Linked DNA regions of Mus musculus: region 1 is linked to region 2. The links are chromatin contacts, found by POLR2A ChIA-PET in ENCODE. All regions are on one chromosome and are shown on one strand. The core of a region is the stretch at or near the end of the contact, and the rest is flanking DNA. Distances in the headings are between cores, read along the strand shown.

Region 1 (6,291 bases), core at 580-3,079, 47 kb before region 2:
TGTGACAAAAGTACATCAGAATCTGGGATTGGAGGACACCCCCCTCCCACACACACACACCCCAAAGCCTTTCTCAGCGGCTGATCACGCTGTCAAATTCGTGATGGATGGTTTCACAGCAGAGCTGAGCGCCCACTCCCCCAACAAACTGTTACCTGTTAACAATAACCTGCAAACTCTTAGTGGGAACCATGCCCAAGGTTCCAACACGCACACGCACCTATACACTTAGATATATGGACACACACACTCACATTCTCTCTGTCTTTGTCTGTCTCTATCTCTCTCCAAGAAAGGGATCTTTTGAATTGAATGGGCTATTTTCTACAGTGACTGCCTGAGGACTGAATTCACTCACTGAGGCCCCAGGAGCAGCCCAGAGGGAAGGGTGAATGAATGAAGCCTGCTTTTAAAGAAGACTCCTCTGGGACCCACTGAGGAGGGTCGACAAAACACTCTCACTTTAAGGGCTGGGGAGGGGGAGGGGATGACAAGCAAGCAATCCCCTATAGCAAAGGAACGGACAGAACTCTTCCGAGTATTCCCTGCTACAGCAGACAGTGTCTAAATAGAGATTAAAAACAGCAGCTACTCTGTCTTCAAGGCCTCCTTTTACTGCCCCCCCCCCCCGCAGAGGGGAGCGTTTAAGCAGCTTTCTAAGAGGTGGAAATGATCTTTCCAGGACAGTTATCTCTCGATAGTAAAGAAACCCGACATGCTGAGCAAAGTTAAAGCGGGGACAGACAGGGTTGGCTGGCAGACTAAAGTGCCTTATGCTGTCCTTTCCAAAATTATGTCAGGAGGGATCCCTCATAGCAGAATTTCAAGACTGAAGAAAGCAGCAAGCTTTGGGGACCAGACCTCTGCCAGGCCTGACAGGAGGTAGAGGTAGGTAGCATCCTTTGCACACACGCGCGCCCGCGCACATACACACACCCTAGGTGCTTGTCTCATCCAGACTCCTGAGCACTCCGACCATCTGTTGTTTGGGGGCTACACCAGTAGGGAGCTCCTTAGCAGGGAGAGCCCATCCAGCGCCGTCGCTCCGGAGCCAAGTCCTCGCAGCAAGGCCTCAGGCACTCTGAAGCAGCACGACCCCGCGTGGCCAGGGCCCGCTCCCTACACTTCGACATAGAGCTTAAGGGATTCACCACAGAACTAACAGGACAGGCCTGCTTGAGTCCGGCTTGCGAGCGGCCGGCGTGGAGAGAGTAGCCACCGCCATCTCTACTACCCGCCCCGGCATCCGGTGGGGAACCCGAATGGGGCCCAAAAAAGTGTCCCAAAAAAAGCCCGACTAGACTCGAGAGCTGGCCCTGGGTGGAGCTGAGAAGAAGCAGGACGCGCAAAGGCAATCCGGAGGAGGGAGAAGTAAGGTCGGTGGCAAGCAATGTGCAAACTCCCAGGAACTAGAATAGGATTGGGAGGGTGTAGACATGCGGCCCGCGGCTGGGGAGAAGACTACTATAAAGCTTAGACCCGCACAAAACTTCCGAGCAGGTGCAGGGAGCGCGCGGGAGCGCCCAGCCAGGGAGCCCGGAGGTGGTTCCGGGTTGGGGGAGGGAAGCAGGAAGCTTAGTGGGTACTGGGGGGTCGCACCCGCGCCTACGACTGCCGTACTCACCTCTTCGAGAAAGCCTGAGTGTGGCTCTCTGTCCGTAAGCACCAGCTCACCCCAACTCTTCGGATCGCTCCAGCCGCCTGCAGCAGCCGGGGATCCGGCTTTTGTTCCGGCCCAAGTGGGCTCCTCCCCGCCCCCCATCAGCTCACAGGCTAAGCAGCCCGGCGATTGGGCACACGCGTTCCCTAGCCTGAGCTCTAGGCTCCTCCCCATTCGCTGCTGTGGTGGCCCCGCCCTCAGGCCTGACCTGGGGCTGATGGGACTTGTAGTCCCGGACGTGGGCGGGGCCGTGGGCGGGGCCTAGGATGGGGAGATGGGCCGGGCGGCTCTAGGAGGAGAACCTACGAGGCTGGGGGCTGTGGCCTGATCGTTTCAGGGGCTGGGCCGGCCAGCCGCCGGGTTGGGTAGCTGAGGGAGGGGGTTGTTGGCCCAAAAGGCTATAGCACTTCTCCCTGGACCTGGCGTCCTCTTCCTCCCTCCCAGGAGAGCAACTGACGTTCTTATCCCAGGCTCTTGTAAGCCGCCACACCAAACCCAGTGCGTTAGACCTGCTTTTGAAAAGCTACGTCTGCTTTCCTTTCACACGTGTCGCCTCTCCGCTCCTGGAACCCTCCCCAGGGAATTTACCAGAGCCAGTCTACACGACCACGCTACACAATCAGACTGTCCGACCTAGGACATAGATTGGAGGAAGGGGTAAACTAGTGAGGCCAGAAGGACGCCAGTCCCAACGCGAGTCCTCTTACAGGCTCACCTGAGCGCGGATCTGGGCGGAGCTGATCATTTATCTGAGATTAAAACTTAGGACTGGGGCCATCCCTGCCCAACCTCTTGCTCCCTCCCCCAACCTCAAACTAAGACACCGAAAGCAATGAACAACCTCCTCTTTTCTGTTACTTGCGAAAGATAGAACATATTTTCCAAACCCAAAACTGGAGCGCCCAGTCTAACAGGTACCCGAGAACTTCTGGGGCAGAATAGATAAATCATAAGGTCCTGGAAATCAGGAATTCACTGCTTCCCTGGAGTGGAAGCCTCTCTTGCTTGTCCCCTAGTCCCAGTATGTCTTCCCAGATGGACCCAGAAACTAACAATTTTCCAGCTCTAGGAAGGAGGCCAGAATCATCCTTTAATCAGCTCAGGTGATGCGTCAGCCCAGGGTGCAGAGAATCTGCATGGCTGTGCCCCTGGCAAAAAACCCTGGGTCAAAAGCTCCCTGCAACAATGTTGCAACACTCTCCTGGGCAAACACTTTCCCAAGGCCCCCCACTCCCAGGCCCTTTTCGGCCAGTCTTTGGATGGCTGAACTTGTAACACCCATTCTTGACCAGCGTGTGCTCCTTTTTTTGTTTGTTTGGGTTTTTTTTTTGTTGTTGTTGTTTTGTTTTTTACGAGACAGGGTTTCTCTGTGTAGCCCTGGCTGTCCTGGAACTCATTTTGTAGACCAGGCTGGCCTCGAACTCAGAAATCCGCCTGCCTCTGCCTCCTGATTAAAGGCGTGCCACCACTCCTGGCTAGCGTGTGCTCCTTGATGACGTCTTTTTTTTTTTTTTTTCTTGGTCCCTTCCCTAATACTCATTCTTTAGAAATAACAGTTTAGAGTGCCCCTTGCTCCTGCAGTTGAGGGAGAGGCCTAGAACCTACCCAAATCTCTGTGAGTGATCACTTCTCCCCAAGTAAATAAATATCGTCTCTGAAGTTGCTCAAATTCAGGCCCTGGAGGACAGCAATTCAGAGTTTTTATTAAAGTCTGTTTGTTTTCTGTTTGAGACAGAGTAACATGTAGCCCAGGTTGTTCTTAAACTTGTTGTTTAAATAGAGAACAACCTTGAATGTCTATCCTCCTCCTGTCTCAGCTTCCCAAACGCTGGAATAAGTCGTGGACCCTTGGGACTAGCTAGTCTTCACCAGCTAACCAAAAGACTGTAGTTAATGTGAATTACCTGTGGGGTGTCCTAGAAAAATGACTAAGCAGGTAAATGACTTGCTATGAAAAGATGATGCGAGTTCCATTGCCAAAACCACATAACGGCAATTAAAGAAAAATGGCTCCACAAAATTGCCCTCTGAACTCCACACACATAAACTGTAGTACCTGTGTCCCCCTACATATACACAATAATAGCTTTTTTTTTTTTTTAATAGGCGGGTAGATCTCTATGAGTTTCACACAGCCTGGTCTACAACACAACTATTCCTTTGTTTAGAAAGAATAACCTTTAGTCCAGCATGGTGGCACACACCTTTAGTCCCACCACTTGGGAGGCAGGTGTATCTCTGTGTGTTCGAGGCCAGCCTGGTCTACAAAACAGGTGCCAAGATAGCCTGGGCTATACACAGGAAAAAAAAAAAAAAAAGAAGAAGAAGAAAGGAAGAAAAAAAAAAAGGGAATTTCCAGCAGAATGTGGTAAGGCAGTGTTCTCAACCTTCCTAACACTCGACCCTTTAATACAGTTCTTCATGTTGTACTGACCCCAACCATAAATTATTTTGTTGCTACTTCATAGCTGTAATTTTGCTACTGTTATGAATCATAATTTAAATACCTTATGTGCAAGATATCTGATATGCAACTCCTGTGAAAGAGTCATTCAAAGCCCCCCTAAAGGGTCCCCACTCACAGAGGGAGAACGGCTATGGGAAGGGAACCCAATACTCTCAGCATTCAGGAGCCTCAGGAAGGATGATCAGGAGTTTGAGGGAAGCCTTAGCTATACAGTAAGATTTTCTCCAAGCAAAACAAAACATTGGAGTTAGAGAGATGGCGCAGCAGTTAAGAGCTCTTGATGCTGCTCTTCCAGGACTGAGGTTCAAGTCCCACCACCCCACATGGCAGCTCAAACCTTCCATAACTCTAATTCTAGGAGATATGATGCTCTCTTCTGGCCTCTGCAAGCACCAGGCACACACATGGCACAGATGAACATGCAGGCAAAACACTAATAAACATAATTTTAAAAAAAGAAAAAAGAAAAAAGGACACTCAGCCTGTGTGGTGGTGGAGTATGCCTTTAATTCCAGCACTTGGAAGGCAAAGGCAGCAAGATCTCTAAGTTCAAGGCCAGTTTGGTCTACAGAGTGAGTTCCAGGACAGCAAAGGCTACACAAAGAAATCCTATCTTGAAAAACAAACAAACAAACAAATAAACAAAAAAGAAAAAAAGAAGAAAATCAAATAAATAAATAAATAAGAACACGCCTAAACAAGTATCCAGGTAAGAAACAACTATAAACTTTTTTTTAATGTCAATTTGGCAAAATCAATAAAAATTGGAAATTGCCTGAAGCTCGCCCTGGTGGTGTGGTGCAGGAGGGCTGGTGAGCTGACCAACTCAGCTACCACCCAGGTCCACATCCAGGGCTTTGATTTGGCACACCCCCAAAGCTACAGTATCTCTATAGGTCAACAACAGGATCTCTAAAAGGACTTTCCAATGAAACTCCAGTATTGATCGTGTAGAAGAAGCCAAAGGCCTCAAACCAGATCAATGACTCATTGCAATGAACATGTTCAGGTAAAGAAGTATGGGTGAAAGGGACTATGTGACACACTGTGACACACTACAGCTTCCATGATGGGCAGACTATGTGACACACTGTGACACACTACAGTTTCCATGATGGGCAGACTATGTGACACACTACAGTTTCCACGATGGTTAGACTATGTGACACACTGTGACACACTACAGCTTCCACAATGGGTAGACTATGTGACACACTACAGCTTCCACGATGGGTAGACTATGTGACACACTGTGACACACTACAGCTTCCACGATGAGATGCTTTGTTTTGTTTTAATTTTCTTTTTGGCAGAGCATTCCAATGGTTGATACTAAGGGGGACAGGAAGAAGGAGTTGGGGTGCAGGATATGAAATTTACAAAGAATCAACACAAAGTTTTAAAAGATTGCACATTGCACTTGCCCTTGGCTCCTTCAATTCCACTTTTATTAAGTTATTCGTTAGGGCTATATTTTGTACCTGATGATGGAATCCTGATGTTTCCTTCTTTGCTGACCTGAGAGCACTTTGAATAAGGCCTTGGCACTTAGGAAGTACTCAACAAATATTTGCTGAAGGATAGAGCACCCCTACCCACCCACCTCATCAAAGCGCTGTTAGACATGGGTTGGGCTGGTTTTAGAAAAGAAAAAGGAAAGTAAGTGTCTTAGTTAGGGTTTTACTGCTGTGAACCATGACCAAAGCAACTCTTACAAGGACAACATTTAATTGGGGCTGGTTTACAGGTTCAGAGGTTCAGCCCGTTATCGTCAAGGCAGGAACATGGCAGCATCCAGGCAAGTATGGTGCAAGAGGAGCTGGGAGTTCTACATCTTCATCTGAAGGTTGCAAGTGGAAGACTAACTTCCAGACAGCTAAGATGAGTGTCTTAAAGCCCACACCTACAGTGCCATGCCTATTCCAAAAAGGCCACACCTACTTGAACAGGGCCATACCTTCTAATAGTGTCACTCCCTGGGCTGAGCATATACAAACCATCACAGTAAGTAAAGAGAAAGAAGAAAGTATCTGTTGGAAGCTGGGCATGGTGGCACAAGCCTATATTTAATTCTAGCACTTGGGAAACAGAGGCAAAGATCTATCCTTGGATATGTGGTCAGTTTGAGGCTCTGTCTCCAAAAAAAGAAAGGGAGATAGAAAGA
Region 2 (5,699 bases), core at 703-3,202:
GCAGAATGACTTTGGTCCCCAAACTTATCCCCAGGTCAAGTCCAGGAACTTGTGCCTACTAGACAAGTCTTCTAACACCAAGCTATAGTCCCAGTCCCTAGATAAAAGTATTTTAAATCATGTCTTTTTAAAATTACATTTTAAATGAGGCCGGAGAGATAGCGCAGAGGCTAAGAGCAAGGGCTGCTCTTTAAGAGGACCTGAGTTCAATTCCCAGCAACCACATGGCAGCTCACACCTGTCTATAACTCTAGTTCCAGAAGGTTCTAAACCCCCACATAGACACATATGCAGGCGAAACACCAATACACATAAAATAAAACTCATCTATTAAGCCAGGCAGTGGTGGTACACATTGTTAGTCCCAGCATCAGGGAGGCAGAGGCAGCCGGATCTCTGTGAGTTTGAGGCCAGCCTGGTCTACACAGTGAATTCCAGGATAGCCAGAGCTGGACAGAGAGATCTCTCAAAGAAATAAAAAGTACATTTTAATTTATTTTTGTGTGCATTTATGTGTGCGGACCTACACACCTACTACCTGCCTGTGGCTGTCAGAGAAGAACAAGTCGAGGGAGTTGGTTTTCTATCATTCATGGCCTAGAAGTTCAACTCAGGGTAACGTGGCCATGTTAACAAAGCTATATCTCAACTGCTCCTGAGAAATTATATATAATTATATATCCGTTTGTTTTGTTTTGTTTTGTTGAGACAGGGTGTCTCTCTGTAGGCCTGGCTGTCCTGGAACTCACTCTGCAGATCAGGCTGGCCTGGAACTCACTGAGATCTGCTTGCCTCTGCCTCCCAAGTGCTGGGATTAAAGAAAAAAGTGAAAGTGAACAATGTCACCACGTCCTCGAAGCTAGGATGCACTTGCCTAGCTTGCAGGAACCCCAGCATCTTAAACAGCTGACATGTTCTTGTATGTATGAATTTCCAGCAAGAGGATAAGAAGTTCAAGGTCACCCTTTGTTACATAGAGAGTTTGAACTTAGCCTGGGTTACATGAGATTCATCTTTAAAACAAACCTTTTTTGGGGGATATCCAGCAAAGAAGACTGCTTAGACCCAAGCGGAAGCCAATAGAAAGTCTTTATTAGCCAGCCCCTCAGCCCCTTCACTAGACTTTTTTTTTTTTTTTTTTTTTTTTCCTGAGACAGGGTTTCTCTGTGTAGACCTGGCTGTCCTGGAACTCACCCTGTAGACCAGGCTGGCCTTGAACTCAGAAATCCACCTGCCTCTGCCTTCCAAGTGCTGGGATTAAAGGTGTGTGCCACCACCACCCAGCACTTTTCTCAGGGTAGGCTTTTAATCATAAAAACCACATCCTGTGTTGACACACCTAAGTCAGAAGCAGACTATAGGAGCCAAAAATCAAGGTTAGGACATTTAGGGCCTTTCCCAGAATTATGGACTTTGATGAATTAGGTCTTTGTTTTTGTTTTAGGAGGCGGTGATGCCTATCGGCCTGGTTTCGTGGCCTGAATGGTACTTCCTTCACATGTCAGTTGTGATAAGGTCTATGAGCCTGTTTCAAAATTTTAAACTATCTGACTGCACCCATTTCATCCCAGCCTGCCTGGGAACCCAGGAAAGGCAACTGCCTCCTGTTTTAAGAGTTCATCTCTCTCCTGGTGATGTCTTTAATCCAAGCACTTGGGAGGCAGAGGCAGGCAGATCTCTGTACCAGGCCAGCCTGATCTACATGGTGAGTTCCAGGACAGTCAGGGCTACATAGTGAGTTCCTGTCTCAGAGAAGGGAAAAAGTTAAACTTTAACTTTTAAGGAACAAAGAGGTGGCGTGGCGGACTCTTTCTTGGCATTGAGAGTCCAGGTGTGCTTTTACTTTCTGCCAAGGCTCAGACCGCTGCTTCCTGGCACTCAGGTTTCCATTCCCCGGGGGCGCGTGCGCAGAGGCTCGGGCTGACCCCGCCCTGTCCGCGCGCCCCGCCCCCAGGCTATGAAAGGGACCCTGCGTGGGGGGGCCCCGGACACCCGGAGACGCCCGTGTCCCTCACGCAGGCGGGCGGCCCCGGAGACATAGTACCCGCAAAGGCGGTGACGGCGGTGCGCCCACTCATCATGGTGAGCGCAGCGCGTGCGTGGGGGCCGGGGCGGGAGAGAGGCTAACTGAAAGCGAGATTCTTGGGGATGCATGGGCAGAAGTAGTTTGCAAATGAGGACACCAGGTTCCGGAGTTGAAGTTGCCTCTGGGTCCTCCAAGGCAGCCCTAAGGCAAGGGGCGCGAGCGGGGATATTTTGGGGGAGTCTTAGTGTCTTTGGAGAAGGAAATATCGCCGCAGGGAAGTGAAAGTCGATGCTCCTTGGCGACACCAGCTGGCAAATGGGTCTGGGTAGCACCAGAGAGTGCAGGGCTGTTGTGGAGCCCGCGCTGGGAGTGGGTTCCTGCACAAGGCTATAGAGAAGCCAGAAGCCAGCTAAATTCTCAGGGGCGGAAGCCGTTGTAGATGACAACTGAAACCGCTATGTCTTGTTTTTGTCAGAGAGGTGCTGCTAACACACAGCAGAATAGGGGGCACAGATCTCTGAATACAGGTGCCCTGTGCCCTAATCCTACAGATTGGGGGAGGGGGCGCACTGAGAGAGCAGAGGAGGAGGTGGTTGTGAATATGCCCTTTGTCCAGTGCCCTCCTGCCCTGCCCCCCACCAGCCCTCTGTGGGACCATTGTCCCCCTATACCCAGACAAGAGAGTATTATCTGTTGGTGCCATTGTTGGGTGGAGGGAGGCGGTCTTTGGGTCACCCTCCCCTGCCCTCACCCTCCTCTGCACACTCAAGAGAGCCAAGGCAGCTGTGGCTTTGCCCATACATAGAGCCCCAGGCCTCCAAACAGGACATCCTTAAGAGGTGCCAAGAATATATAAGTTAGGGCTGACAGGGAGCCACAGGCACTTGCTGCCCTTGCGTGCCCTGTCACCAAGGTGTTCTGAGGGGGAGCAGAGAGTGATCCTTGGAGCCAGAGACTAAGAGGTTAGGTAGCTTCAGAAAGATTCCCTCTACCTTACAACCCAGCTGTTGAAGATACTGAAGGATCTACTGCGAGGAAGAAAATCCACCATTCCCCTCCGGGGAAAGCATCCACCATTCAAGGGTGCTTTAAGTTAGGCTTGGGGATTCCTCAACTGACAAGCGGTCCCCCTCTGGGAGAACTCGGCCAGAGACTAGGGTGTGGTGCTTGCGGGCTGGCTTTGAGGAGCCGGGGCTGACATCTCCTCCTCCCTTCTTACACAGAACACAAGCTTTACCCGCAAAAGCCACACATTCCTGCCCAAGCTCTTCTTCAGGAAAATGTCATCCTCAGGAGCAAAGGAGAAGCCAGAGCTGCAGTTCCCTTTCCTTCAAGATGAGGACACGGTGGCTACCCTCCACGAGTGCAAGACGCTATTCATCCTGCGCGGCCTGCCGGGCAGCGGCAAGTCCACACTGGCTCGGCTCATCCTGGAGAAGTACCACGACGGCACCAAGATGGTGTCCGCTGATGCTTACAAGATCATCCCTGGCTCTCGGGCAGACTTCTCCGAGGCGTACAAGCGTCTAGACGAGGACCTGGCTGGCTACTGCCGCCGGGACATCAGGGTTCTTGTGCTTGATGATACCAACCACGAGCGGGAGCGGCTGGATCAGCTTTTTGAAATGGCAGACCAGTATCAGTACCAGGTGGTGCTGGTGGAGCCCAAGACAGCGTGGCGACTAGACTGTGCCCAGCTCAAGGAGAAGAACCAATGGCAGCTGTCGGCCGATGACCTGAAGAAGCTGAAGCCCGGGCTGGAGAAGGACTTTCTGCCACTCTACTTTGGCTGGTTCCTGACCAAAAAGAGTTCTGAGACCCTCCGAAAAGCTGGCCAGGTCTTTCTGGAGGAGCTGGGGAATCACAAGGCCTTCAAGAAAGAGCTTCGACACTGTAGGTGGATGTGGGGTGGGAGCAGGGCAGCTAAAGCCTTGTACTGTTTGCCTGTGATGGAGAGCCAGGCAGCGCAGCTGCTGAGCTCAAAGGATGGGGTTGACGGGTGGAGGGTACAGGTAGCAGCTTCTAGGACTGGCCAGAAGCAAGGCGTCAGTGGAGAAGGGCATGCCCATAGCTCCTTTCTTGCCTTCCTCTTCCCCCCCCAGCACCAGGATATCCTCCCCGTTTGGCTCTAGACCTCCATCTGAGTCTTGGAGGTGGGAAAAAACTGTAATTCTCTTCGCCATATGCTATAAGCTCCTCGGTGGAGGGCGGAGGGAGACCAAGGCTGTCAAGATCAGTTTTAGCAGCAGAATATATGTTTCTAAGCAGAAGGTGAGGTGGAAACCTAAACTGCAAAAAGTAGCAAGGCCAAGGCTGTGTGACTTTCCAGAGAATGGGTCTTGGGCTCCCCCATGGCATCTCAAGCTGTAGAGAACCCAGCTTCATGCCTTCCAGAATATTCTCTCCATATAAGAGACATGCCCAGAAAGGATATAAGAGTTGCCACCTGTACCTGGGTAGGAGCCAGGAGGATTCTTTCCTGGTAAGGGCTGTTGGCTCCAATGAGTGGATAGTCTGGGGTAGGGTAGAGTCCTCAGTGGTCCCATTCCCCCAGTGTCCCACAGGTAGTTGAGTCTTGGGTGTTTTGTTTTGTTTTGGAGATAAAAGTCTATGTAGCCTTCCATGGCGGGCCTGGAACTCACTTCATCCATCAGGCTGGTCTCTGACTTGCAGTAATTCTCCTGCTTTTACCTTCCCCAGTACTGGAGACTTAGGCACTCTCAGTTTTAGCTGGCCTGTAAACAAACTGCTTCATTCTGTTGTTCGACTGCTCAGAGGCAAACAGGTCCTTTGTGCCCATGTGAGTTTTCAGAAAACTTATTTCTAGGCTCCTAAGACTCAAACTTTTACAAGGAAGATGTTAGTTGAGAGCCAGGCCACTTTTTGTATAGAGGGGCAACGATCAGGGACAGGGCTTCTGGCCAGAGCTGTTGGTGCTGGCTCGGGCATGATTACTGTTTGATGCTGGCTTTGGCCACAAACACCAGAATGCTTTTCTGCTCAGAGTGTGACAGGGGACATCAGAAACAATAACAGGACGTGCTCAGAATAGAGGACCCCTTGAAGCATTAGCATTTGGGAAGGAATGGAAAAGCTAGAGACCAAATTCAGCCACCAAGCTTGGCCTCTGTTTGGAAGCCCAGCTTTTGACATCCTCCTGGTCCTCAGCCACCTCGTCCCACTGTTCCTAGGACCCTTCCTGTTCCAGGCCCTTGGCTTGCTCTCCTCCTCCACGCATGCCTTGCAGGGCATGAGGGGTCAGTCACCACTGGCTGAAATGGTTGCTGTAAATCTCAGAGGCCCTGAGGAATTTGGGGATATGGCAACTGGAACTGTCACAGTGGACTGACAAGTCACCCACCCACGTGTCCCAGGTGGCTAGTAAGTGGCAGGATGGGTTTCATTTCCCCATGTACCACCTGGTTCCCCTTGCCTTTGGCTTGTATGGCCTAGCCCTGTGTTACATATGCCTGAGAACTCAAGTAGAGATATAAAGCTCTATACGCTGTAACGCCAGTATGGTTTGGTTTGTTCCCTGTCCAGCATTAAAGCCAGGACCCTATGCATGCTGGGCAAGGATCCCAGCTGCCCTCCCCCGACCCCGTTGAGAACTCCAGATCTTCCTGCATCTATTTTCCTGGAGCTAGGGTTACATGTGTATGTCACCATGCTT

What was found. ChIA-PET counts read pairs that join two places held with the same protein, here RNA polymerase II (POLR2A).
Region 1: POLR2A ChIA-PET joins it to region 2 with 24 read pairs in embryonic stem cell. The contact joins the promoter of Acly here to the promoter of Cnp in region 2. POLR2A ChIA-PET finds 5 or more read pairs at or near these places in 4 of 5 experiments (Patski and embryonic stem cell).

What each region holds. Positions count from the first base shown.
Region 1 is chr11:100,526,171-100,532,461 of GRCm38, forward strand. It overlaps Acly (ATP citrate lyase), which reads right to left and starts at 1,830. Exons shown (of 28, transcript NM_134037.3): 1 at 1,625-1,830.
Region 2 is chr11:100,572,987-100,578,685 of GRCm38, forward strand. It overlaps Cnp (2',3'-cyclic nucleotide 3' phosphodiesterase), which reads left to right and starts at 1,953. Exons shown (of 4, transcript NM_009923.2): 1 at 1,953-2,082; 2 at 3,250-3,919. The coding sequence starts at 2,080.